Linked DNA regions of Homo sapiens: regions 2 and 3 are each linked to region 1. A link is an interaction called in ENCODE POLR2A ChIA-PET data of the cell type or tissue named here. Cell type or tissue: GM12878. All regions are shown on one strand. Each heading gives the region's core, and the rest is flanking DNA. Links, peaks and the distances in the headings are about the cores only. Region 1 has its middle 71 kb from the start of PRLR. Region 2 overlaps PRLR (prolactin receptor). Region 3 has its middle 180 kb from the start of SPEF2.

Region 1 (11,208 bases), core at 2,910-7,909:
AGCCATATTACTAAATTCTGGCCAAAGGAATAGGAGCAGAAGTTATGGAAACAACTTCCAAATTGTGTCCTTGAAGCACAAGTCTTGCCCTTTTGCTCTCCCTGCCTTTATATTGCTCTTGAAAATAATCCTGGTGCAAAATCATATTAGATCAAGTGGGCAAAGGCAATACTCTGGGGATAGTAGAGCCACAAATAAATTTCTGACAACCTCATGGAGTACAGCCACTATACCAGCCCTGTACCACCTACTTCTCATATTACACAAGAGACTTCTATCTTGTTTAAGCCATTTTAACTTAAAGGCTTTCAGATTGTTTAACCTAATAAGCATAATTATCTATACTTGTCTCCTGTGTTGTATCAACCTGACTAGAAAATGGGTGGGCTGTACTAATATAGGCTTTATGGGAATTGGCCAGAGACTGTCTCAGGTTATCAGAAATCTGACCCAAGAAGCCAAGATTCAGCAAGAGTTGAGGTTGTAATATAAGACAGTAGGGATACAGCCAAAAAAAAAAAAAAATCAGAAAATCAAGCTAAGGCAGGTCAAATCTGACAGATTCACACACAGCAGAGAGCCCCAAGGAGAATACACATGTGTTTTCAGATATATGGGAAGTCTAGCACAGTGGCCCAGGCAGGTTGTCAGAAGCTGGGCAGAGGAATTTCAAAAGCTGAAAAGAACATAGCTCCAAAGTAAACATGTGCATATTTATTCTGCCCACTGGCTATGGTCTTCTGACATCTTTCATACTGAAGTCATCCAGTTTTACTGGCCTGGCTGCCCCCGACAGTTCTCTAACCTTAGTCCTTTGCCTCCATCTGAGCAGGAAACTCATTACTTATATCAGAGGGGTAGGTTGTATTCTTGCAGTGAACTGGAGATCTCACTGGGGGAAGGAAACCTAGACCATCAGGATTCCTCTGGAACCAGTGGGAGAAAAGGTCTTTAGTTCAGGGCTGAAAAGGCACTGTCTAACCTGGTAAATACTGGCCACATGTGCCTACTGAACACTTGCGATGTGGCTAGGCAGAATGGAGACATTCTGTAAGTGTAAAATACACCCTGGATTTTGAAGACTTAGAACAAGGAGTGTAAAATATCTCATTCAAGTTTTTATATTAATTACACATTGAAATGAGGCCAGGCACTGTGACACATGCCTGTAATCTCAGCACTTTGGGAGGCCAAGGCAGGAGGATCACTTGAGGTCAGGAGTTCAAGACCAGCCTGGCCAACATGGTGAAACCCTGTCTCTACTAAAAATACAAAAATTAGCTGGGCTTGGTGGTGCACACCTGTAATGCCAGCTATTCGGGAGGCTGAAGTAGGAGAATCGCTTGAACCCGGGAGGCAGAGGTTGCAGTAAGCCAAGATGGCGCCACTGTACTCCAGCCTGGGCAACAGAGCAAGACTATGTCTCAAAAATAAAATTTTTTAAAAAGAAATTATATTTAATATATATTACAGTAAATAAAAGGTATTATTAAAAATTAATTTATCCTGTTTCTTTTAGCTTTATTTGTGGCTTTCAGAAAATATGAAGCTACATATGTAGATCACATTATATTTCTATTGAACAGCACTTGTCTAACAAGCTGAGTTTCTAACATTTGGAAGAAACTTCTGTTTTCTCAAGTGAGAAAAGTTTCAAACTACAAACACCCTAACACCTGAGTCCCACTCCATAACAAAAGTGGCATACAGCCAATTTGACTCACGATGTTTCCTTCATTTTCTTGTCTGATGAGCCCACATCTTTGAGGTTCATGCAAACACCCAGTTCTGGGAATGAGATTCTGTGTGCCATTGCCCATGGGGAAATGACTGCTAACCAAATTCTTAATCTCCACCAATTATTAAAAGGCAGTTCTAGCCATTAAACATTGAAAATTCTATTTAGACAGACTGTTAAAAAAAAAAAACAGAGACACTTTTCATATTGGCTTTTCTTATTGACCTAACTAAACACTCATTGCAGTCTTGTTCCAAAACTATATCTTCCATTAGCACAAAGGAAAACCTGTTCTTATAGTTCATGTAGTAGGGTATGGAATATAGAAAAAAATGTAAACAGTAAGCCTTTTGTGAAGAAGGAAATTCTGTTTGTCCTGCCTATTCTATCCTGAAAGCACAAACTGAAACTTTTACAAATGTGTTGGCGACCTCTAATGAGAACAGAAGTGGAAAGGGAATGATCTCTTTTCTCCCTATGGCAAAGAGTCATGGCTGACACCACTATAGCAAAAACAAACAAACAAACAAACAAAAACACCCACAGGTTAACAAGGGAAAAGCATAGCAAATTTATCATGAATATGTGCATACCTGGGCACAGAAGTTATACAAAATGTGAATACAAAGAGGGTCAGTTGGTTGATGCTTAAATACTCTCTTCAAAGAAGGACAGATGTATGGATCTAAGAAGTGGGAAACAGACGTTATGGGAAGGCGAGGGGCAGACTTACACAGGAACAAGGGTTGTCTTATTGTGCAGATAAAACGTGTCAGGTAATCTCTTGGAGAACAGACGAAAATTCCATCTGGGTGTGGTGGTTACTCCCAGTCTCTTCTCTTCTCTGGTGGTTGACCTTTACCGGTTATTCGATGAGATCCCTAGGGAGGGGGTCTTAAGACAATTCCATTTCTTTTGGAAATAAGGATAAGGAAATTTCACATTAGGAAATTCCAGAAAATCTGTCTCAGTGCTTAGTGGAGAAGTTGGGGAGGCGAGACAAGGTTACAGTGACCTCGATTCTGAGGCAGCTTCTAAGGTCTCTCAGGATGTCAAAGTCCCTGTCTTTGGGGTACTGCTTTCTGAGCCCCAACAGAGCCTAGCTGATCTCCACATTGGCAAACAGCTGAATATTTCACAGAGGATTTGGAAAGAGGTGAAAAAACAGTTCAGGCAGGCAGCTTTAACAGACTATATTTACATGACAGAGATATGAAAAGTTTTAGTAAATCTGGATCACATACAGAAAGCTGGAAGCAATTGCTACTGCACGGTGCTGTTTGGGTAGAAGACTTAATAGGTCTTTCTCCTCCCTTTGGGTCTTATTAAACATCATTTTGGCTTAAGAAGACAACTCTGTTGTCCAGGTTAACAACATTTTCATGTCAAGTGCCTGGTATTCCCAAAGAAATGTCCTTCCTTTTGGCTAAGCAATATATTAAGTAATGCACTAAACAATACAGGCTGCCAGCAATCCTGTTTTCTCATGACTTTTCTTTTCTCTGGATTCTTTTAAACTTTCTACATAAATCTCATTCTTTTAACCTCTCCTGAACTATTCTTAAATTTACAAAAAAGAAAGACACGTTTGTCACGCCTGCAATCCCAGCACTTTGGGAGGCCGAGGCGGGTGGATCACAAGGTCAGGAGATCAAGACCATCCTGGCTAACATGGTGAAACCCCGTCTCTACTAAAAATACAAAAAATTAGACAGGCGTGGTGGCGGGCACCTGTAGTCCCAGCTACTCAGGAGGCTGAGGCAGGAGAATGGCGTGAACCCAGGAGGCAGAGCTTGCAGTGAGCCGAGATCACGCCACTGCACTCCAGCTTGGGCAACAGAGTGAGACTCCTAAAATAAAATAAAATAAAATAAAATAAAATAAAATAAAATAAAGTAAAATAAAATAAGAAAGACACATTTGGGTTAAATTAAAGTAATGGTGGTCTATTGTAAAGATTAGAAATAAGGGGCCAGGGGTGGTGGCTCATGCCTGTAATCCCAACATTTTAGGAGGCCAAGGCGGGTGGATCACGAGGTCAGGAGATCGAGCCCATCCTGGCTAACACAGTGAAACCCTGTCTCTACTAAAAAATAAGCTGGGCGTGGTGGGGCGTGCCTGTAGTCCCAGTTACTCAGGAGGCTGAGGCAGGAGAATCGCTTGAACCTGGGAGGTGGAGGTTGCAGTGAGCTGAGACTGCACCACTGCACTCCAACCTGGGTGACAGAGCAAGACTCTGCCTCAAAAAAAAAAAAAAAAAAAAAAAAAAAAAGAATAGAAATAAGGAAGATAGGAGTGGCAGATGCTTAACTAGTCCCCCAATTCCTACTGCTCACCCACATGGAAAATAAAGTTTTGGGGGAACAGGAGAATTTATCAAGATACAGTGCAATCCATGCAGTTCTAGCAACTGAGTTGTCTTGTTGACTGAGTTCTCTCATTGCGGGCATGCACAGAAGGCAGTTTCATTTTCCACCTTTGGGATGACTCTGTGACTCTCCCCACCCCTCCTGCTTCTTCTGACTGGATACATGCCTGGCCCTGCTTCTCAATTTCTGCCTGTCAGAGAAAAGTTCTAACTGGTTCAGCTGGGGACTGTCAAGTACAGCAATGTTCAACCCTGTTTTAGTTCTCAGACACGTTTCATTGCTCTACATAATCCTGTGAACCATATTACAAATTGTTTGAATCATGTCTTTTTACAATGAAAATTATTCAATGTGATTAAATAAAAATACTCCAGATTTTAAAAGATTACCTAATTGACCTATATAATATATAAGGACATTAAAAATGACTTTCCACAGATAATTAGATAGGCAGATGCATTAATGTGCTTTAAACCAATGAAGATAAATACATCATTTATTGACAAGTTCATTTCAAAGAACATTTGAATATTTGGTTTTGGTATCAGGTATAAAAGTACAGGTTTAAATTCAGTCATTTCATTGCATTGATATTGAGAAAAAATGCTACCCTAATTTAATTATAGACAGTTTCCTCCTGCCTGCTGCACAGAGAAAACTCATTCACACCACAGAGACTTAGGGTTTCCCCTTGGGCTTGATTATCTGCACCATGTACAGGGTACAGAAGATGGGAAAACTTAACTGAATCTAAGAAAAGAGTTTCACATAAGCCTGGAACCTCAAAGGGTGACACTCTCAGTGTTGAGTGAAACAAGAAATAAATGTAGACATTCAAAAGAGGACAGTGTGGGAACTTGCCTTTCTCAAATTGAGTTCCAGATGAAGAAGAAATCTCCAAAAAGAATTTAGTTTTTCAAGATGGCTTTCACATAAATTGTGTTTTAAATTTATGTTTTATGATTAAGATGGAACAGAAACACCCCTCTTTAGGGGCCTATAGAAAAAAAAGAAAATCCTGAGTTCCTTCAAAAAAAAAATCCAGATAGCTAAGTAGCCCCTAAAAAGTAAATAAGTAACTTGTTAAGCAAGAAGGTAATAGCCTAAAACAGTAGTCACAAAAGTTGAAGTCCAAAGATAGTTGCTTTCCCTGTAAAAACTAAAGATAATATCCTAACATATGTCCCTGAGTTATTTCAACTGCTGTGACAAAATTCTTGGCAAACAAGAACCAGACACCCAGCAAATTTAACTTTCAGAAATGAGAGGAAAATAATGGCATTTTCACACAATCATTAAGCTAGGGAGTTCACCGCAGAAAGACTTCTTTTTTTTTTTTTGAGACGGAGTCTCGCTGTTGCCCAGGCTGGAGTGCACTGGCGCGATCTCGGCTCACTGCAGGCTCCGCCCCCTTAGGGTTCACGCCATTCGCCTGCCCCAGCCTCCCGCCTCAGCCTCCCGAGTAGCTGGGACTACAGGCGCCTGCCACCTTGCCCGGCTAATTTTTTGTATTTTTAGTAGAGACGGGGTTTCACTGTGTTAGCCAGGATGGTCTCGATCTCCTGACCTCGTGATCCACCCAACTCGGCCTAGAAAGACTTCTTTACAGAAATCTTAAGGAATGCATTTTAAGGTCAAGGAAATTATGCTAGAAGGAAAGTCTGTGATACAAAAAGGAAAGAAAGAAACAATAAACAAAGATATATGGATAATACCAAGCAATTATTGACAGCACACAAACCAATAAAAATATCTAATACACAGTAGATAAAACACAGGCCAAAATGAAAATACTTCACAGTAGGAGTTTGTAAATTGCATAGGGAGATCATGAGAGTTTGTGTTTATATTACTCAAAAGAAAGGTAAAGACAGACTTTATTGTATTGAGTAAGTATTAACCTGGTTAAAGTAGCCAAGGTAACCAAATAAAGGGTGAATATAGAACATATAAATTCCAAACAAACAGAGGAAAGAAAATGTGTGGAGTTGGAGGCAGAGGTGTGAGAGGTGGGGGGGAACTGAATTGAAAACAAGGCAAGGAAGGAGTGGGGGGAAAATTAGAAAAAAAGTGATACAAGTAGGAGACACCTGGTAAGCTGATAGAAATTGACTCCATTATATAAGTATTCAAAAGAAATAATACAAGTTAACTCCTCATATGTACCCAACAGAAATTCTACTTGATAGAAAGTCATGTACTCAAGTGTTCTGAGTAGTGTATGCAAAATAGCCAAAAACTGGAAACTTCTCAAACACCTATTCCACAGTACAATGGAAAAATAAATTATTGTTTATTTTATACAAGAGAATTCTATGCAGCAATGAGAATGAAAAATCTACAACTACATGCAACAATATGGGTGAGTCTCTTAAACATCATGTTGAGTGAAAGAAGGTAGACACAAAAGACAACCTAGTGTATGATTCCATTTACATGAAGCACAACAAACAGGCAAAACAAATTCATAGTTTAGAGATAAAGATGGTGTAGGGAGGAGGAAGGAAGAGGAAATAGGGAGGGAGGAAGGAGGAGGAAGAAAATGTAGAAACTAGAAGGACGGGAATCTGGGAGGTAGTGAGATTTTCTTTCTCCATCAATGTTTTGGTTACACAACTGAATCCAGTAGGTAAAGATTCATTAAGTGACATATCTATGATTTATGCATATTACTGTATGTAGAATGTAGATTAAATTTCAGTAAGTGGGTTTTTTTTTTCTTTTAAGTTCAGGGATACAGGTGCAGGTTTGTTACATAGGTAAATTTGTGTCATGGGGGTTTACTGTATAGATTATTTCATCACCCAAGCATCAAGCCCAGTATCCATTAGTTCTTTTTCTTGATCCTCTCCCTCCTCCCACCCTCCACCCTCCAAAAGGCCCCAGTGTGTGTTGTTCCCCTCTATGTGTTCATGTGTTCTCATCATGTAGCTTATAAGTGAGGACATGCAGTATTTGGTTTTCTGTTCCTGTGCTAGTTTGCTAAGGTTAATGGCCTCCAGTTCCATCCATATCCTTGCAAAGGACATGATCTTGTTCTTTATTATGGCTGCATAGTATTCCATGGTGTACCACATTTTCTTTATCCAGTCTACTATTGATGGACATTTAGGTTGATTCCATGTCTTTGGTATTGTGAATAGTGCTGCTTCTTCACAGCAAAGGAAACCATCAACAGAGTAAACAGACAACCTACAGAGCAGGAGAAAATTTTCACAAACTATACATCTGCCAGAGGTCTAATATGCAGCATCTATAAGGAACTTAAACAAATTTTCAAGAAAAAACAAACCATCCCATAAAAAGTGGGCAAAGGACATGAACGAACACTTTTCAAAAGAAGACATGCATGGAGGCAACAATTATATGAATAAAAGCTCAACATCACTGATCATTAGAGAAATGCAAATTGAAACCACAAAGAGATTCCATCTCACACCAGTCAGAATGGTTATTATCAAAAAGGCCAAAAATAACAGATGCTCGTGAGGTTGTGGAGAAAAAGGAATGCTTACACACTGTTGGTGGGGGTGTAAATTAGTTCAGCCATTGTGAAAGACAGTGTGACGATTCCTCAAAGGCCTCAAGTAAATGGTTTTAGAAATTCAGCTGCATGTTATTAATAAGAGACACACCTATTATTTAAGGAAACAGAAATATTAAAGGTTCAAGGATGAAAAAAATTGCCAGGTAATAATTAACTGAATAATTATACAAAATGGACCTCAAGGCAAAAAAGCATTGCTATAAATAAAGACATTCACTGAAACATGATGTAAAATTCCTAAGTTTGTGTGTACATAAGGATATAAATTCAAAATATGCAGAGCGACATGTTCCTGAGCTAAAGATATTGACAAATTCACAAACATAACAAGAGATTTGAAAACATTTATATTAGCAATCTAAAGATCAAGCAGACAAAAAAATCTAAAAGATATAGATTATTTAAAAGAAAAATTTTAAATCTCAACTAATTTGTTGTACCCAACAATTTGAGAATACACATTTTTCTTAAGCATATATTGAACACTTACAAAAATTAGCCATATGTTAGACTATACAGGTAATATTAATAAATTCTAAAGATTGGCTATTCCACAGATCACATTTTCTCGCTACAAGGCAATTGAATTAAAAAATCAATAAAAAATTAACTAACAAATAATAACCTTTATTTGGAAATTTGAAAAACACACATAATTCTATTTAATTGATATTTAAAAAGACATCTTAGTAACATCTAAAAATAATTTTTAAAAAAATCACAAACAGAAAAATGTGTTCATTAAACCTAAAGCTGCACTTGGAGAGAGAAACTTACAGCCTATATGTTCACATCAGAAACGAATTCTCAAAATTAATGAGTTACAAACATCTCATAAAATAGTTTACAGAAAAAAACACAGGAGAATATATCCAAAGAAAGAGGGAAATAAAAATTAGAGGTAAGACCAGAAATTAGTGAAATTAAAAACACAGACATAACAGCGATATCAGCAATGCCAGAAATTGAATCTTTAAAAGCCCAGTAAAAGAGACAAACTTTGGAAATATTAATTAAGAGAAGAAAAAAAAAGGTTAAGCACAAGTAAACAGTGTTAGAAATGAAAAAGGGGACATGATAAAAGGTGCTATAGAAATTAACAGAAAATAAAAGAACATAGTGAAAGACTTTTGTCAGAAATGGATTAACTTTGGCTGAAATGGATAAATTTTTTGAAAAAAATACAACTTATTGAAATTCATTTAAAAAGAAATATTTCTACAATGTGTAAAAAAAATTGATTGGTAGGTAAAATCTTTCTCACACACACAAAATTACTAGGTCCACATAGCTTTACTGCCAGTCCTGTCATTCAAGAGACAGATAATTCCAGGCTTACACAAAATCTTCCTGAAAATAAAAAAGAAAAACAAAATCCCCCAAATCATGTTATGAGGCCAACCTAACCTTGTCATCAAATTCAAAGAGTAGTACAAGAAAGAAAATTACAAGGCCAGTCTCACTCATGAATACAGGTGGGAAAATTCTGCGTAAAATATCAGCACACCAAAACCAGTAATAATATGAAAGATAATTTTTCATGACCAATTGGGATTTGTCCTAGGAAAACAGGAAACTAATTATTTGTAATTCACTATGTTAAATTATTTGTAATTCACTGTATTAAATGGTTATTTTTTAAAGATATTTTAAAAAGCATTCAATAAAATGAAAATTCATTTGCAATAAAATCTCTCAGCACATTAGGAATTGGAGAGGTGCTCTTTATTTCCTTTTTGCCTTGCAGATCTATCCTCTGCCTACCTCTCCCTTGATCTGGCATCTGGGAGTCCAACCCCTAAGGGCTGCATCACTTAGGTGCCTTACCCTTAGCTGCATGTGAGCAAGAAATTCAAGGGTGGGAAGAGATGAGAAGAAAGTCAGGGTATTTCCTCCCTTCCCTGATGAATGCTGCAGCTCAGGCTATATAACTACAACTCCTACTAGACAGTCCCTTGTTCCAAGTCCAGCTCTCACTAGTATAGTAACAGCAGGTCTAGAAAAGATAAACAGCTTCCTATTACGTGCTTTACCATACGCTATTCATTGCCCTAGCTCTGTCTATGCCTATATAAATTTTCTTTCATTCAATACTCTTCAGAATTCCAGCTCATATGCTATTAACCTTTGTTACAGGTTGACTTGTATTCCGTCTTGAATTTGTATGTTGAAGTCCTAACCTCCAGGACCTCAGAATGTAACCATATTTGGAAATTAATAATTTAAAGAAGTAATTAAGTTAAAATGTGGTCTTTAGGACAGGCCCTAATCCAATATGACTGGTGTCTTTATAAGAAGAGATTAAGACATAGACACATACAGAGTACAGACTGAGGATACTAGCAGGAAGATGGTCTTCTACAAGCCAAGGAGAGAGGCCACAGAATAAAATTAACCCTGTCAACACCTTGATCTTGAACATCTCCACTCCAGAACAATAAGAAAACAAATTCCTGTTGTTTAAGTCATCCAGCCTGTGAAACTTTGTTTTGGCAGCACTAGCAAATTGATACAACTCATTAAAAGACATCTACAAAAAGACAAACAAGTAAAAAACAAAACAAGACACAGCAAACATAATTATTAACGATTAAATGTTAAAAGCATTTCCTTTAAGACTGGCAACAATGTAAAGATTCTATATATCACTAATTATATGGAGGTTCTAAAAAGTCTAGACAGTAAAACAAGAAGAAGGATTAGAGATATAAAAACAAAGCTATCATTATTTGCAGATTGTAAAATTGTCTACGTACAAAATTCAAAAATCTAAGGATAACTTATTAGAGTAAATAAGAGAGTTTAGTTAGTTTGCTTAATACAAAAGCAACGTACCAAAACTATTGGCATGTTTATATTCCAGCAATAATCATTTTAAAAAGGTAACTTTAAGTATTAGGTATTAATCCCAATAACAGTAACATGGTATACTTAGGAATAATTCTAACAAAAATACTCAAGGCCTGATAAAAAATATAAAATTTTGTAAAAGACAGTAGACAAATGAAAAGATATAAGCACCATGACCTTGATAGAAGGACTCAATATCATAAAATTATCAGTACTCTCTAAATAAATTCATAGCAGTTATGATCCATCTTGATAGATTGTTTCTTGAAAATTGCCAACCTGATCCTAAAATTAATATGAAAGAGATAAGACCCAAATTAGCCAATACACTTCTGCCAGCCACGAAGGCATATTATAAATCTACAGTTAAGATAGTGAGTCCCAACACAAGGTTGAATAAATAGAATCAATAGAATACAATATATCAGAAAAGCCAGAAACAAGCCCATGTAAAATGTAAATGATTTATGAAAAAATAATTGTGACCTACAGATAAGGGAGAAAATAATGGATTATAACAGCAAACAGTGCTGAAACAGTTGGGAACAATGTATAAAATCAATTCCATGTGGATTTAAGATTTAACATGAAAAAAACCCTACAGACTACACGGTACTATAATTAAAAATAGGGGAATATATATATATTTACTTTAGGGAAACATTTATTAAGAAACAAAAGGCCTAATCCACACAGAAAAATAT
Region 2 (5,000 bases), core at 1-5,000, 170 kb after region 1:
TCCTTTTAATATTTGAAGTATGTGCTTACATCTGTCGTCTTCTAGGAAAATCCCTATTTTTATGTTTGTATCTGGATTATTTTATAGTATGTGGGGTTTTTTCTTTCTACCACACATCTTCAATTCTAAGAGGAACTTTTTTCTTTGTTTATAATTGTTGACCAGGATTCATTTTATTATTAGCACTTGTTGAAAATTGTAGGGCTGGCCTGGTGCAGTAGCTCACGCCTGTAATCCCAGCACTTTGGGAGGCTGAGGTCAGGAGTTTGAGACCAGCCCTGGCCAACATGGTGAAACCCTGTCTCTACTAAAAATACAAAAATTAGCTGGGTGTGGTGGCGCACGACTGTAATCCCAGCTACTCAGGAGGCTGAGGCAGGAGAATCACTTGAACCCAGGAGGCAGAGGTTGCAAAGAGCCGACATCGCACCACCGCACTCCAGCCTGGATGACAGAGTGAGACTCCATCTCAAAAAATAAAAAGAAAATAAAATTATAGGGCTAATATGTTTATTCAAACCTCCTATAGCTCAACTGCCTACAAAATTTACCTTTTAACTGCATGGAAAATATTCCCTCTCCCATATCAAATTTCAAAAAGCTATGTATTTTTTTCTTTCCTTATTTTTTGTACCTTTTGACCAATATCTGTCCTTTCTCCTACCCCTCAGTCCCTGACAAGAACTTTTTAAATACATTTTATTATCTTTGAAATTGGAATACATCTTATAATTTTGGGCATATCATGATTTAACTGGAAGATTTTTTTTCTTGGTAGTAAATAAAGTAATGGCAGCAGATAAAACAATTGATAGCTTCTTAGATGCATTGAAATAAAGTAATCTCCAACAGTGACAGTGTCCTTTGAAGAATTTCTGAATGATCCAGAAACCTGCTGTGAACCATGTATTGTTTTTGACTGGTGCCCTATTGTATCCTCACCAAAATGAAGTTTAAATCTTTGAAACTGGAAAATAAGACAGAATAAGTATATAGATATTCTTCCTTTTGATTCTCTACACAGGGTGTTTTTCTCAATCACACAGTTGAATCTCACTGGCTTGTGCCTTTCACATGACTAATGAAACCAAAATGTGCATCATTTTGAAGCATGTCCTGTTTTCCATAAATTCCAATCTCTCCACAGCAATTCCATCACAAAACAGCAAACAAATCAAAAAATAAAAAACTTCCTGACTGCCCATCTCCTCAATGAAAATGTTGTGGTTTTACCATGATGACATTTTCTTTAATTGTGGTAAAATACACATAACATAGTATTTACTGTCTTAACTATTCTTAAGTGTACAGTTCAGCAGTGTTAAGTATATCGGATTGTTTTGCAACCATCTCCAGAAATCTTTTCATCTTGCAAAACTGAAACTTCCAAAGTATCTTTTAAAAGGCCATTCTTACTGAAGAATTCTCGCATAGAATTGAAATAGCTCATCTCTAGCTCTTAGCTATGCAGCCCTTCTAATTTTTGTCGAACATTTTCAAATAGCTCTAAGCCTCAAGCCTGAGATTTAGCCCTAACCCAGGCCAGACTGGACCACTAAATTTTTAAACATTTTTTCCAAACTATACTCTCTTTAAGTATGTGTGTATAAGAACAAATGGCTATTTCAGTCTATAAAATGAAATTAATGAAATTAAACATTTTAATATTTTAACCCTTTATTTTGCTTTGAGATGGAGTCTCGCTCTGTCATCCAGGCTGGAGTGCAATGGCGCCATCTCTGCTTACTGCAACCTCTGCTTCCCGGGTTCAAGCGAATCTGCTTCCCGAGTTCAAGCGATTCTCCTGCCTCAGCCTCGTGAATATTTTAACACGTTAATATTTAAGAATGTTTCCTCCTGGTTGATTCCCACTAAAATGCATGTGTCCTTCCATTAAAAGAGCCCAAGCACTACAGTGTCATTTCCATATCTCTTTTCTTGTCTTGCCTTGTTATTTAATGACTGAATGCTTCTTTGACATCAGAGAATAACCTTTCATGATATGCACTCAAATGTGTAGATGAATCAGATAACCATATCCTTGTTAAAGGAGATTATTCTGAAATATATGAACCAATGGGAAGACAGAATTTGTAAGACAGGAACTTTCTTACTGGATTTCTAGGAACGCTGGACCTTTCTGGTGATGCCTCCAGCATGTCCACAAAGGACAGGAGGCCAAATGGCTGAAACTCACTGCATGCTCCTTCTGGTACCCTTTCAGCTCCTCTTATCTCTTTTCTGTTTGGAGATCCTCCATGAGATTTTCTATAAGGTAATGAAAGTTATGCTGCTTAAAAAAAAGTCTTAAAAAGTGGAGAAAGTTCAGACTTATTTAAACAGACCTGGATTCAAACTACAGTCCAGTCACTTACAACCCATGTGGTCTTTAGACCAATCCCTAACCTTCTCCAAGCCTTGTTTTCTTTGTGAGTAGAATGAGGATCGTAATGTCTATTGTTATCTCTGAGTCGCTGTAAGGATTAAAAAGTAGAGTGTTATTGCATGCGTCCTCACCCTCAGTAAACGTTTGCTGATAGTATTCTGCATTAGAAATTGAAGAGTACCAGACATTATTGAAGCATCACTTTTTCTTTTTTTCTGTCTCCTTCTACTCATCTGCCTCTGTTAGAGGAGCTCAGGAAAAAGTATTAGCTAGGCTTTTTTTTTTTTCTTTTTCTTTCTGGAAGGCAATAGTTCTCAAAGTGTGGACTCGATACCAGCAACATAAACATCGAGTGGGAATTTAATAGAAATGCCAAATGTCAGACCCCAACCCAGAACTGTGAATCAGAAACTGGGGGTGGAGCTTAGCAATCTATGTTTCAAGCCTTCTAGGTGATTCTGATGAAGTTTGAGAACCACTGTAAAAAGTAGAGATTCACGTGGGCTAGCCAGCTAAAGTGGGAGCCGGTGAGGTTGAGGGTGGGCGGAGGTAGTCAGTAGCAGAGACAGGAAACGAATAGGAACTGGGCCTCTCAAGGAAGGGAAACCAGATCTGAGGACCTCTGCAGCTGCAGTTGATGAGTCTTCACCCTGATGCTGCCTCTCCCATGCATGACTCAGTCAACTTCTAGGGCAGTGATTCTCTCCTGGGCAATTTTGCCTCCCAGGGGAATTTGGCAATGTCTGGAGACACTTTTTATTGTCATGACTGGGGAGTTGCTACTGGCATCTGGTGAGTAGACTCCATGGATGCTGCTAGGCACCCTACAGTACACAGGACAGCCCCTATGACAAAATATTATCCAGTCCAAAATGTCCACAGTGCTGAGGCTGAGGAAGCCTCTTCTAGAGATTGTCCTCCCAAGCTGCTCGTCTCTTTTTCCTTCACCAACTAAGGCTTTACCTTGTACCTAAGAAATTCAATTGGCTTTTTTGAACCTTATATGGGTTCATACATGGGCCTCAGAGAGTCCACAAACTTGCACAATTCTGTTATTGTGTATGTATTTATTCTGCCTGTTGGGGAAGGGAGCTTTCATCAAATTCTCAAAGGTTGTATTCTATGTTCATTCTGCGTATGATTTCCCTACCTCACATTTTCTGCTCATTCATCACTTCTCTTTGCCACACTGCCGTTTTTCTACTTCATAACTTCTCAGCTGCTTCTCACATTGCTGCTTTCTTATCGTGGCCATATTTCCCAGTTCGAATTCCGAAGGTAAGGAATCTGATTATCCTGCTCTCCCCTATTCGGACAAAGCTTTTCCCACCAGACAACCTCATAGGCCCCTGGCCTTCCCACACCACAGCTGCCCTGGGTTCTGGTCAGGTCCCCCATGGGATGAGGAAGGCCAGTAGGGAGTCAATGTCACCCAGAACAAAACATGGCTGCCCAAGGCAGGCTCCCTCAGGACGGGCACTGGCTGAGGCAGGCATCGTGATTGCCGCGTCTAACAAAGATGGTCAGAAAACCCTAGGGTTAGGTTCTGGCTAGAGAAGCCACAAAGCACCTGGAAAGACAGGAAGATACTGGAGTCAATCTGAAACTCCAGGGTGTGGCAAACACATGTAGACCCTCAGAAGCCTAAGAGGAGGTTTTGCAGAACCACGAGGAAAAAATAACTCAGGGACCAGAAATAAGGGTCAGGACTCAAAGCAGTGGACATAATCAGGACAGAACAGGCCGAAGTGCAGACACAAAACAGATCAATAAAACCCAACAGCTCAGCAAAGGTGAGGCAGCTGTGTCTCCCTCTGGCTGCCTTTTCTCCCCTCCTCTCTCACCAGAAGCCAACGCGTACACGCTGAGTGGAGAGGCCGCGAGGACAAGACAGTGGGACATGCGTGTGCTGGGGAAGTCGAGAAGCAGGACAGGAGGCAGGTCTGAGAGATCTGGTTTGTGTCTTGTGCCCTGGTTCTCTCTGCATTCCTTCTCTGTCTCTTTTTCCCTTCCTCATGCCTTTTCCTTAGCTGATTTCCCTAGGACAGAATTATTTTCTTTTTCGGACTGAATGATAAAGAAGTATTTGTTTCCTAAGTCTTCATTTCAAAAGCAACAGGATAGAACTCTCTAAGAAAAAAAAAAAACACAAATCTCTAAATGACATTAAATTACATTTTTATTTATGTAGCCTTGAATGGATTGTTCTACTTTCAGTCAGTAGATTTAAAAGGGGAAAAAAAACATGTTCCTCAGTCCAATGTTATAGATGGCTTAGATGACTGGGCTGCGTTACACCAGCACCAGGAAATATCTAGAGCAGTGGTTCTCAAACTTTGCTCCACATTAGAATTTTAACCCTCAGGCGGCACCCCACGCCATTAAATCAGAACATCTAGGGATGGGAGCCAAACAGCCGTAGTTTTTAAAGTTTCTCAGATGATTCCAATGTGCATCACTGGAGACTCACTGTCTAGGAGGTGATTTTAATAAAGCCCTGATCCTTGCTTGCTTTCTTGCCACTTTACTTTTCCACCAGTAGAATGTAACAAAAGACACCTTTTATTTTTCAGTTAATTAAATTAAATCCCAGTTCATTGAGGTTGTGCTCTAA
Region 3 (11,208 bases), core at 3,259-8,258, 130 kb before region 1:
GATGGTCCAGAGAGTTCCTGTATACTCCATACTCAGCTTCCCCAATTAATTATGTATTACATTAGTATGGTGTATTTGTCACAATTAGTGAACAAATTATTGATACATTATTAACTAAAGTCCATCCTTTTTACATTTCCTTAATTTTTACCTAACGTCTGTGTCTGTTTCAGGCTCTCACACAAGATACCACTACATTTGGTCATCAGGTCTCCTTAGGCTCCTTTTAGCTGTGAGTTTTTTGAATTTTCCTTATTTTTGATGACCTTGAAAGTTTTAAGGAGTACTGGTTAGGTATTTTGTAGAGTGATCCTCTATTGGGCTTTGTCTGATGCTTTCCTATAACTAGATTAGCATTGTGGAATTTGAAGAGGGAGGCCACAGTAGCATTTTCATCACATCATATCAAGAGTACATACTACTGACATGACTTGTTGATGTTGACCTTGATCAGCTGAATCAGGCAGTGTCTGTAAGGCTTCTCCACTGTAAATTTACTCTTTCTTTTCCTTCTCCATACCATACTCTTTGGAAGGAACTCACAAAGCATAGCTCACACTTAAGGAATGAGGAGTTATGCTCTAATGCTTCATCTCCTTGAAGGCCAAGTATCTATAAAAACAAATTATTTGGAATTCTTCTGTATGGGAAATTTTTCTATTCTTTCCCCATTTACTTACTTACCCGTCCAATTATTTATTTAAGTAAGTGTGGACTCATGGATATTGATTTTATAGTGTGAGTTATAATTCAATAGTACTTTATGTTGCTGCTCAGATTGTTCTAGCTTTGTCCAGTGGGAACTCTTTCAGCTGGCTCCTATGTCATTTTGGTTTTTTGTTAGTTTTGGCTTTATGCTTTTAGCACTTCCTTACTTTCTGCCACTTCAAGATGTTCAAAGCTTATCTTTTATATTTTCTGCCAGTATAGAATCAGCCATTTCTCCAAAGAGATCTCAGTTTTTAAATTTGTGTTTATCTAGTGTTAGTAACCAAGTTCTGGGTGCTAAGTATGTTCATTCCTTCCAGGCCCTCTCAGCTAAGAGAAAGAAAAATATGTGTGTATACTAATACATGTATATATGTATGTCTATAAATAAGTATATATTTAGCCAGTATATTTATATTAAGCTAAGAATGAGTTTATACTGATATTTCCAACTCTAATCCATTGCTACATCGATTGTTCTAGTTTCCTGCTCCTCTTGCTTATCTATAAGCCTCACATTCCAACTGTGAGAAACTGGTCTTCCAACATCTGCCATAAATTTACTTTATTGTTCATTTCCAGTGTACACATATAGTGGTTTCAGAATTGTAAACCCATACCCTCATGGGAAGAAACTCTATTTACTAGAGTACACTGCTTATTTATAGTTTCTTTTGCTTTTTATCTTACAGATTCCACTCGTTTCCAAAGTCACTTAGGTCAGCACCATTTCATCCCCTCCCCTTTAGTGAGGTTATTTTGTACATTTGTAATACAGTTAGATTATCTTGTCACATTCTGCATTCTTCCATCTTTGGATTCCCCAACCTCCTAAACTTTTTCTTTTATTTGCATCCCTTAAGGTTTACTCCTTGTGCTGGAAGGTTCTGTGTTTTGATAAATGCATGTCATATATCTATCATTACAGCATTATATGAGAATAGTTTCACTGTCCTAGAAAATCCCCTGTGCTATTAACCTCCCTACCCCCAAATCCTAGTGACCACTGATATGTTTATTATCTCTATAATTTTGCCTTTCCAGTTTCCCATACTAATGGAATTATAGAATATGCAGCCTTTTCAAACTGCCTTCTTTCACTTAGCAATATGCACTTCAAATTCATCCACATCTTTTTGTGGCTTGGTAGTTTATTTCTTTTTATTACCAAGTAGTATTCCATTGTATGGCTGTGCCACAGATTGTTTAACTCTTCACTACCGAAGGACATCTTGGATACTTCCAGCTCTTCACAATCATGACTAAAGCTACTATAAACATTCACATGAGGGTTTTTGTGTTTACATACGTTTGCAAATCAGTTGGATAAATACCTAAGAAGGGAATTGGTGGTATGGTAGAGTATGTTTAACTTTATAAGAAACTGCTAAACTGTCTTCCAAAATGGCCATAACATTCTGCATTCCCATCAACAATGAGGGAGAGTTTCTGTTGCTCTGCATCTTCACCAGGAATTGGTACTGTCAGTATTGTGAATTTTAGCCATTCGAACAGTTATGTAGTATTCCCAGTTCCTCTTTTCTGTCCATTGCTGTCATTCATTTTCAGTACTTCATATGCTCTAATCACCCAATACATTGCTACTATTATTGCTTCAACAAACATACATCTTTTAGAAGCATTACGAATAATAAAAAATTTAGATTTTATTTTGCCTTCACTTATTCCTTCTCTAATGTTCTTCCTTTCCTTATGTAGATCCAAGTTTCTAACCTATATAATTCTAGCATCTATGTCACATCTGAGTTTGGTAAGTGCTTTGTCTCTTCAGACTGTTTTTTTCTTGCCTTAACAGGCCAAAACATGCCTTGTAATTTTTTTATTGAAATCAAGTGAACTCTAATGCTTTTTAGCTGTGGATCTTGGATACTTTACTCAATTCTTCTGAAGTTCTGGTGGTGGGGGAGGATTATGCCTACATTACAAAATTGTTGTGAGGATTGCTTAAAAACAAAGTCCTGTGTAAAGAGTGAGGCATATTTAGCCAAGGTAAGGTGCATGATTTGGCATTTCTTAGAGGTCGGCCTGCTTGATCTTAGGAAGTGCAGGTTCTCCTTCTTCATCTGGTGTTTATGACAACATTCTCTATTTGGGGATGTCAGGAGTTGGGGAGCACTGAGAATGGAGCACTGAGACCTATGTACTTACGAAAAGTAACTTAGTCTAATGGTTACAAATAAAGTATTCAACCAACCATTAGTTCTGAATATGGTCATCTGTTTTCTCACATTCAGTGCCAGATCATCTCTGAGAGTTGTCAGAATGCATTTAGAGCTTAACAACCTGAGGTGTTCTATCCTGATGATTAATGAGATACGGTAATAGTCATGGTGGGAAATTGAGAGTCAGGAGAAAAGCAGATCAGACACCAGCATCCATTCTATGATTATTTGAATCAGCTCCAGCTAATAAAGAGTACAGTCACAAAGGAAGATATTTTGAAAGAGAAAATATTCGAATCATCTCTGAGAAAACACACACACACACACACACACACACACCAATCACAGTTATTTTAAGACTTCTTAATATGAATCTAAGTAATTTTAATATGCCTTTCTAGTCCTCTGTTTTTTAGTGGAAAGGAAACTACGGAGTTGAGGATTTGAAGAAAGTCAATAGAAATAATAGGTTTACTGTTATTTATTTACTGTTAGAGACCATATTGTGTATGCAATTGAAACTGCTTTTGCGAAATTAAGTAAGAGAAATTTTACATAGTTGACTCCATCCATTTTCTGATCTCTAAGCTGTCTTTGGTCATTCCTGGGCATAAGCCAAGCTAACTTTGGGAGGAATTTACTTTATAGTTTAATCTGAAAGCAAGGATGATAATGGTCCTTCCCAAAACTAAGCCGCCTGTGTAAAACTAATGAAAAACCACCAGGTTAGGGCTATGAGAGGGACCTGCATTCTGCTAAGATGCAGGGATCGTTAAATGATAACCAGCAATTGTTCTGGAGGAAACAAGATTTGTAACTTCCCCAATTACTCCTGTAAATAACATCACTATTGTAGAATCTATGATTAGACTTTTGAGAGATCTTTTCAGACTACTGCATTTCTGAGACCAGCTGACTCCACCCAGATGGCGACTCATGCCTCAACTAGTCCTGTGGCCTCTACTCAGAGGCTGAGTTAGCTCACAAGAACCGTTTTCCACACCTCTATGGTTTCATTCTCAACTATTCCACATTCTTCATTCCCTAGCACCCTGCCCACCAAACTATCCTTGAAAATCCCCTAACCTCTGAGCAGTCAGAGAGACTGATTTGAGTAATAACTCCATCTTTCATGTGACCAGCTTTGTGTCAATTGAACTCTTTCTTTACTGCAATACCATGGTCTCAGTGAATTGGTTTTGTCTGTGTAGCATGCAGGAAGTACCCATTAGGCAATTACACATTGTGCTTCAATTTTTCCTAGTGATGAAAATAATATCCATAGTAGGCAAAATAATTGCTCCCCAAAGATGTCCATGTCTTAATTCTTATATCCTGTGAACATGTTACCTTACAGGCAAAAAAGGACTTTAAAGATGTGGTTATGTTGCAGAACTTAAGATGAAAGATCGTACAGGATTCCTGGTGGGCCAAATCTAACCACATGGGTCCTTAACATTACAGAATATTTCCTGGTTGAGGGAGATGTGGTCAGAGGGAGATGTGGTCAGAGGGAAATGTGACTATGGGAGGATTGTCAGAGAAAAGTAGTATTGCTGGCTTTTAAGATGGAGAAAGAAGACTATGAACCAAAGAATGCAAGCAGCCTTTTGAGGTTGAAAAAAGGAAGAAAATGGTTCTCCTCTAGATCTTCTAGGAAGGAATATAACTTGTTGATATCTTGAGAACTGTAAGAATAAATTTGTGTTGTTTTAAGCTGCGAAATTTGTGATAATTGGTTACAGCAACAATACAAAATTAATATGGCACCCATTTCAGAAATTAATAGCATTGTTTACAATAGTTCTATTGCTATTCAAAAGGAAAGATTTCATGGAAGTTCTCCACTATTCAAAAGGAAAGATTTCATAGAAGTTCTGCATGCAAATTTCTAAACCCCAGTACGGTATTAGACAAACTAGCAATATGATATTAATGTATTAAAGGTAACACTGGTTATGATTTTTATTTATAATATTAAAAATCTCTTTGAAAAAATATCAACTTTGAACCTCATAATAGCCTGCCTATTTGCAAGTTTAGCGGTATACATGTGGTAGTTGAAATTACTTTCAGTTTTTAGGAGACAAGACAGACAACCATGATCTCCGAGTTGCAGAAATGTGTACACTCCGCTCTAGTCTGGAATCTTTTATATACTATCATCAAGTGGCTGTATGAGTCACTACATTTCTTCTTCAATAAGTCTCATGGTCCATTGAAAATATTATGAAGAGAAAATGGGAGCAGCAGTGCATTTCCTAAAGCTAAAAACAAACAGCAAATGAATAGGCTCTGGATCCTATTAATCATATCAGAGACTGCGGAGAGGTAGTATTTCAATACAATTTTTTAAAAACCCAGCACATAATACTTTAAGGAAAAAGAAATTCTAGGCCTTTGTAGCAAATAAAAGAGACTGTCCAGCATCTAGCAATCCATAAAATGAAAAGTTAGACAGTAAGAGCCATTCAAAACCTTTTTGACTTAGATGTTGGTGGGTGAGTACTTCAGTAAATCTGCTCCAGGGTAAACTCAGCCAATTACATAAGAAATAAGCACATGCGCCCCCATATCAAAAGAGTGATGGCTTTATTTGTTGTGAATCCCCAAGAAGTTTAGTGTTTCTCCTTTACAAAGATTTCTTTTGGAAGAAAGTTACTAAAGGAAGGATGGACCTTGAGAATTGCAACAGAATTATGGTAATTGAAATCTGCTATGAATCGGATTCTTTACACCCATTGGCATTGTGGGATCCTTAATATTGCTGTTACAATTATGGTAATTTACTGATTTTGCTTAAAAAATAGATGAAAGCACATTTGAACTCAATAGGAAATGTGACAAAATAACCAGCAATTATTTCCCAAAAAATTCAGTAACTGCAATCATGAAAACTTGTTTTTTAGAGCGAGTCAAAAAATTCCTTATTTGTTGAGAACACACAAGCAGCTCATTCTCAATTTTGTATTTTATGTTTTGGCAAATGTAAAATTTCCTCTACCATTTTTAGCTTGTTTTTGGGTCTAGATGCAGTTAATGCTTTTCAGTACTGTCGGATAGTTGTATGTCAAATGGTATGAATTCAGAGAACTTAGGGAAGTCTTAATTTTTTACTAGATATCAAACACTGAAGCATTTTAGAAATTATCCTAAAGGTAAATGAAATCCAGTGTATCTAATAGTACTTATTTAGTTATTGCCATGGTGCTTAGCTTAATCGAAAATGAATTGTGTTGGCATACCTTAAAAAATAGAAGAAAATATAGGTCAGAGAATAATACCCTTCAGAAATTATATGATCTGGTCTTTAGGGGGCAGCAGAGGGAGCTTGCTTGTGAACAATAATACCAGTTATGAAGGTTCAAGCTACCTCTGTTCTCAATGAAATCGTGCGGCTGACTCAGATGTAACCACCAGACATTGATTGAAATTGTTATGATCACTAAGGAAAACCATTTTCCAATTCCGCTGCCACCCTAAGCAGCATATAGAGTTTTGCATTTATATTTCCTTTGAAGAATCTACAGCTGAGCTACAGAGAATTGCAGTTAGTAAGAATTATACATTTGTAAGTGAAGAACAAATTCCAGTAAGTGTTTCCTTTGATGTTCAGTAATTGCAAAATAAATGTCTTTACAGAGCAATGTAAACATCTTCTTTCACAATGGCTAACATTAATTAAGCACTTATGTGCAAGACGGTGTTTTAAGCATTTTATAAATACTAACTTCTAACTACTGTTAAAAATAATAGTAATTGGGAGACCATTAGGCTGAGAGGGCTCCCACGCTTTGGGTTCCAACATAAGTAACTGAAAGCCAACCTGGAGTGAATGGTCATAGCTATGAAAAGGAAACTTAAGCTTAGCCATTAAGCTTAAGCTCAAATGTGTTATCATCTAATTTTTTAAGCAAAATCAACAAATTACCATAATTATAGCAGCAATATTAAGGATCACAAACTGCCAACTAACTTCTAACTAGGGACTTTCCATTTTAGCCCATCAAATGTTCTCTTTGTCTGACTTCCAAGAACACCCTACAAAACGTTTCCCCTTGGGTCCTCTCAGTGGTGCCCTAAACTGTGGTATGATGCTGCCTGATTCCTAAATCACTATCTGCTTAAATAAGCTCTTTAAAATGTTAATGTGTAAGTTTATCTTTTAACATCAACCACAACAGCACTATGTGGTAATTCTTGTTATCCCATTTTGCAGATGAAGAAACTGGCTCAAAATGATTGCCATTTTCCCAAGGTCATGCAGGTAACATATGATAGAGCCAGGAAGTGTGACTCTATATATTTGGTGTCTCAAATACAACAGAAAACTGCTTCAGTGGGGTGGCATGGTGTGGGGGCTTACATTGATTTATATTAATGCTTTATATTAATGCTATATGCATTTTGTCACAGCTACATTGCTGCAATCATATGCTCAAAGCCAAGAAACTCATGTTAAAGGTGAATTAGGTGAGATGCTGGTCTCAAAGAGCTCTTTGATTCTTCACATTAATAAATCAACATGAAACTCCTGGCAGTTGAATGAATACATAGCCAGACTTTATAAAGATCCTATTTTCAATAGCAGCTTAGCTATGAGTTACTTGAAGACCAAATAAGTGGAGGTTTTCTTTTCTTTCTTTTATTTATTCAATAATTCAGTAAAATTTATAGAGCCTTACTGTGTGCTAGGAAATATTCTAGGTCCTGAAGATTCAATGATGGCTAAGACATAGGTTCTGTCTTCAGAAAGCTCATAGTCTAGTAAGGATGCCAGAGAAAGAGGTCATTTACAAAGATATGCAAATGTACTATGCTATATTTGAGCAAAGTGCTATGAACATGCATAAGAGAAATGCCCAACCCAGTCTATGTGAGACAAGAAAGTTGTCTTAAGTAAGATATCATTATTTTAACTTCTGGTATTTTAAGATCCTTAATAAAAACAGGCAAAAATAACAATGGATTTTTAAAAATAGATTTTTGGTGAGAATTACTTACGTATTTTACAGACATGGATAAGAACTTGAATGACAAAAATTAACAAACAGATGAAGTTCCATGAAATCCTCAAGGGAAGGGACAAATTTATATTGTCAATGCCTAACACAACATCTAGCACCCAGTAGGAGGTCAACAAATGAGAACTGAACTGAATCTGACAGGCATAGAGTGGCTAATCTGAAGCACCATGTTTAAGAAAGACATGGATCACTTGGGGAGATGCAAAGAATAGAAAAAGAACGGTTGAGGTCTACATGTTAAGTCTTGATCCACAATTGAACTTTCTGAGTTTTTCTGCAGACCTGATGAATTGCAGGAACTAAAATCCTGGGGAAGAGGTTTTTTTCTTAAACCTGATCTACTTCATCAAAAGGTCTTTTGTGGAGCATTACAAAACACAAGTTGTTAGGCATAAACCAGATTTATGTTTCTCACTTAAGCTGAAGAAGTCTAATATGGGATAAAATTATTGCAAGTCTGAAAGTATTTATAATGAAGTTAGGAATCATCTGCCCCCAAGTCCATTTTTAAAATGAAAACCTAAGCTAGACAGTTAAATTGAATTTAAAGTGAATTTTTTAAAAAGAAAGAATTGAAATGTGTCAAGGCTCTACTCAGTCTTAATTGAACCAGATCTTTCTCTTTTCTTCCAACTCTTCTACCACTGGAAAATTTGCGAGTAGAAATTGAAGAACAAGGAAGAGGTCAAGTTTGGAAGATGAGATGGTACCACAAAAAAAGCCTCCACAGACTCCTTGAAGAATTTAATGCCCACTAAAGAACAGAAATGTCAGTCCCTGCCCTACACCTCCCACCTTAGTACTTACTGCCAACAAATACACTAGTAAGAAGAAAGCTCTCAACAGTCTGTTAAATGCCAGAACTCTCAAGGTTGAAGATACTCTCTTGTTTTAAGTTTTTGGAAATAGTTGATTTATGAGGAAGATTCACTAGAAGTAGCTGTAGTTTTTTTTTTCTGTGTTTTCTTAAATTAATTTTTTGTTTGTTTAAAAGAGACAGGGTCTTGCTGTGTTGCCCGGGCTAGAGTGCAGTGGCACATGGTCATAGCTCACTGCAGCTTCAATCCCTTGCCTCAGCCTCCCAAGCAACTGGCACTACAGACGCATCACCATGTCCTGCTGATTTTTGTTTTGTTTTCGTAGAGATTGGATCTCACTTTGTTTCATAGGCTGGTCTCAAACTCCTGGCCTCAAGTGATTCTCCCTCCTCAGCCTCCTCAAGTACTGGGATTACAGGCATAAGCCACCACACCTGGCCTCTTTTTTATACTCTGTATTACTTTCAAAATTACTCAGCTTTCAAGAAATAAAAAAGAAATAACTGAATTCCATAAAAGCAAATCTGGCTATGCTAATTTATTACAGGAGTCTAGCCTTGGAGCCCAGAATACATTAAACAAAACCCAACGTTCTCTGGGAAATAAACCATTTTAGCAAGAATTGAAATAATGTCATCTAGCTTCTGTGCTGCTTAAGAGCCACTGGTACTGTACATCAATGTGACACCATAGTGCTAAATGTGGCAAATAAATTCATAACAATGTTGCAAGCTGGAAAGATGCTTCACAACTAAATTTCCTTTAGCTTGCAGGTCCACACCTACTGTGGTTCTGTTTCTACATGTCAGACCTGAGAATGAAGATTTCACAGGAGAATGTTACAGTTTTAGAGCTGGATATAAACTCAGAAATCAACTGATCCCAAGAACCATTGTTAACCTATCTGCACAAAGATGAGCACAGAAATGAAGAGTATGCATTTAGAAACTTATACAGCAATTTGACAGTTATTTTATCTTTTGTATCTCATAATTTTAAAAACCTGGGAATTGAATTTGTATGTCTTTTGTTTTGAATTTTATTTTCTGGTAATCTATTTTGATTTTACAAAATTATCAGTCCTTGAGAAATTGGAAAAAAAATTTAAGTATTCCTTCCTCACATGGTTTAAGAAGAACTGCCCTTTTGGTCGTAATGAAATACCCAGGGGACAGCCTGGGACATGTGAAGTTAGACTGAGGAGCCAGGGTATAGGGACGCAGGGTCTCATCTCTTGTTTCAGAATAGCGCACTGTTAATCTAAGTGCTGGGTGTCAGCAGGATAGATAATAGTACGATAAAGCTGACAATGATAATATTTATATTGGGAAGTAGAAAAGAAAGTCATATGCTGGAATCGTTCTCTCAAAGTAGGGAGAGAACTTATACTGGTTTTATACCTTTCTACTTTTCCTTCTTCCCTAAATTGTCTACAGAGATGGGAGCTTAGCCTAAAAATGTAATCAGATGGAAGGAGAAACAGTAATTTCAAAGCTTCTACCTGTGTTTTGTGCTGTGGAGGTGTGATGTAGTTGGTTCTCATTTAGCAGATCATCCGAGCTCAATCTGAGTAGGGGGTAGAAAATGAAACTCTAATTTATGAGAAATTTGGAGGTTTGAAGGCTAAGGTGGTAAGAGAGAGAGAAAGGTCTGAGGAGGCAAACCCTCAGGGATCGGAACCTACCTACGAGACATTCCCAGAGGCAGAGAAAGACCGTGGGTTTAGAGCAGCGTTGTTTAATATTCCATCTTAAATTAGTGACCATGTTGTGCTAGTATATGTGGATATTTCCCTCCATTAGCCCAAACCTTCAGTTGAAAGCTGGCTTTGTCCAATTGCTTTGTACTAATGGAACTTAAGGGGGAAAAGGAATGGAGCGTTTAGGTATAATGTGCATGTGTGAAGAAAGCATTGGGTTCAGTTTCCATTTTGAGGAAAATTCACAAGCTCATAGGTAGGGCAGCAGTGGCTGAGGCAGACACACAGGGATTGAGAATCCAATGAGATCAGAACATTTCATGAGAAAAGACCAGAGGGGTGACTCGGTGCTCCTGCCCCTCCCCTGGCCAACAATCCACACAGATATTTGTGGAGGGGAACTAGGTTTCTCACTGACCTTCAGACACATGCTTAAAACATTGATTTAGTATGTGAGAGGACACATGGGGTGATAATACCATGGGCATCAGGGGAGAAGCAAGCACAATCTAGCGGTCTTACTTCATCAACCAATTCCTATCTGCCAAGTATAAGAACCTTCCCCATGTCGTTTCATTCATTCTTTAAAGCAAGCCCAGTGATGGAATTCTATCAGTATCTGATTTTGTAAGCTTTATTTTAACAAAGCCAAAAATGCAATACTGACAAAGGAAAATTACTGATGGAGGCCAACTTTCTCTATCTTTAGATGAGAAAACTGAGATCCAAAAAGAATAAATGAATAACCCACTCACACCTGATAGTAGGTATCA

Evidence for each region. Peaks named below come from ENCODE experiments on the same cell type or tissue, not always from the same donor. Only the 100,000 strongest peaks of a DNase experiment are listed, where the experiment ranks them.
Region 2: POLR2A ChIA-PET joins it to region 1 with 6 read pairs; 2 of 35 experiments call an interaction of 5 or more read pairs at or near these places.
Region 3: POLR2A ChIA-PET joins it to region 1 with 5 read pairs; 1 of 35 experiments calls an interaction of 5 or more read pairs at or near these places.

The regions. Positions count from the first base shown.
Region 1 is chr5:35,296,378-35,307,585 of GRCh38, reverse strand. No RefSeq gene overlaps it. Among named protein-coding and RNA genes, the nearest start is that of PRLR, 71 kb to the right of the region's middle. In GM12878, for the core only: no CTCF peak of the experiment used is centred there; DNase peaks (open chromatin) are centred at 4,255 and 4,845; H3K27ac peaks cover 720 bases.
Region 2 is chr5:35,134,624-35,139,623 of GRCh38, reverse strand. All of the region lies in intron 1 of PRLR (prolactin receptor), which reads left to right. Among named protein-coding and RNA genes, the nearest start is that of AGXT2, 89 kb to the right of the region's middle. In GM12878, for the core only: no CTCF peak of the experiment used is centred there; no DNase peak of the experiment used is centred there.
Region 3 is chr5:35,431,642-35,442,849 of GRCh38, reverse strand. No RefSeq gene overlaps it. Among named protein-coding and RNA genes, the nearest start is that of SPEF2, 180 kb to the left of the region's middle. In GM12878, for the core only: a CTCF peak has its summit at 6,214 (motif pointing right); a DNase peak (open chromatin) is centred at 6,276.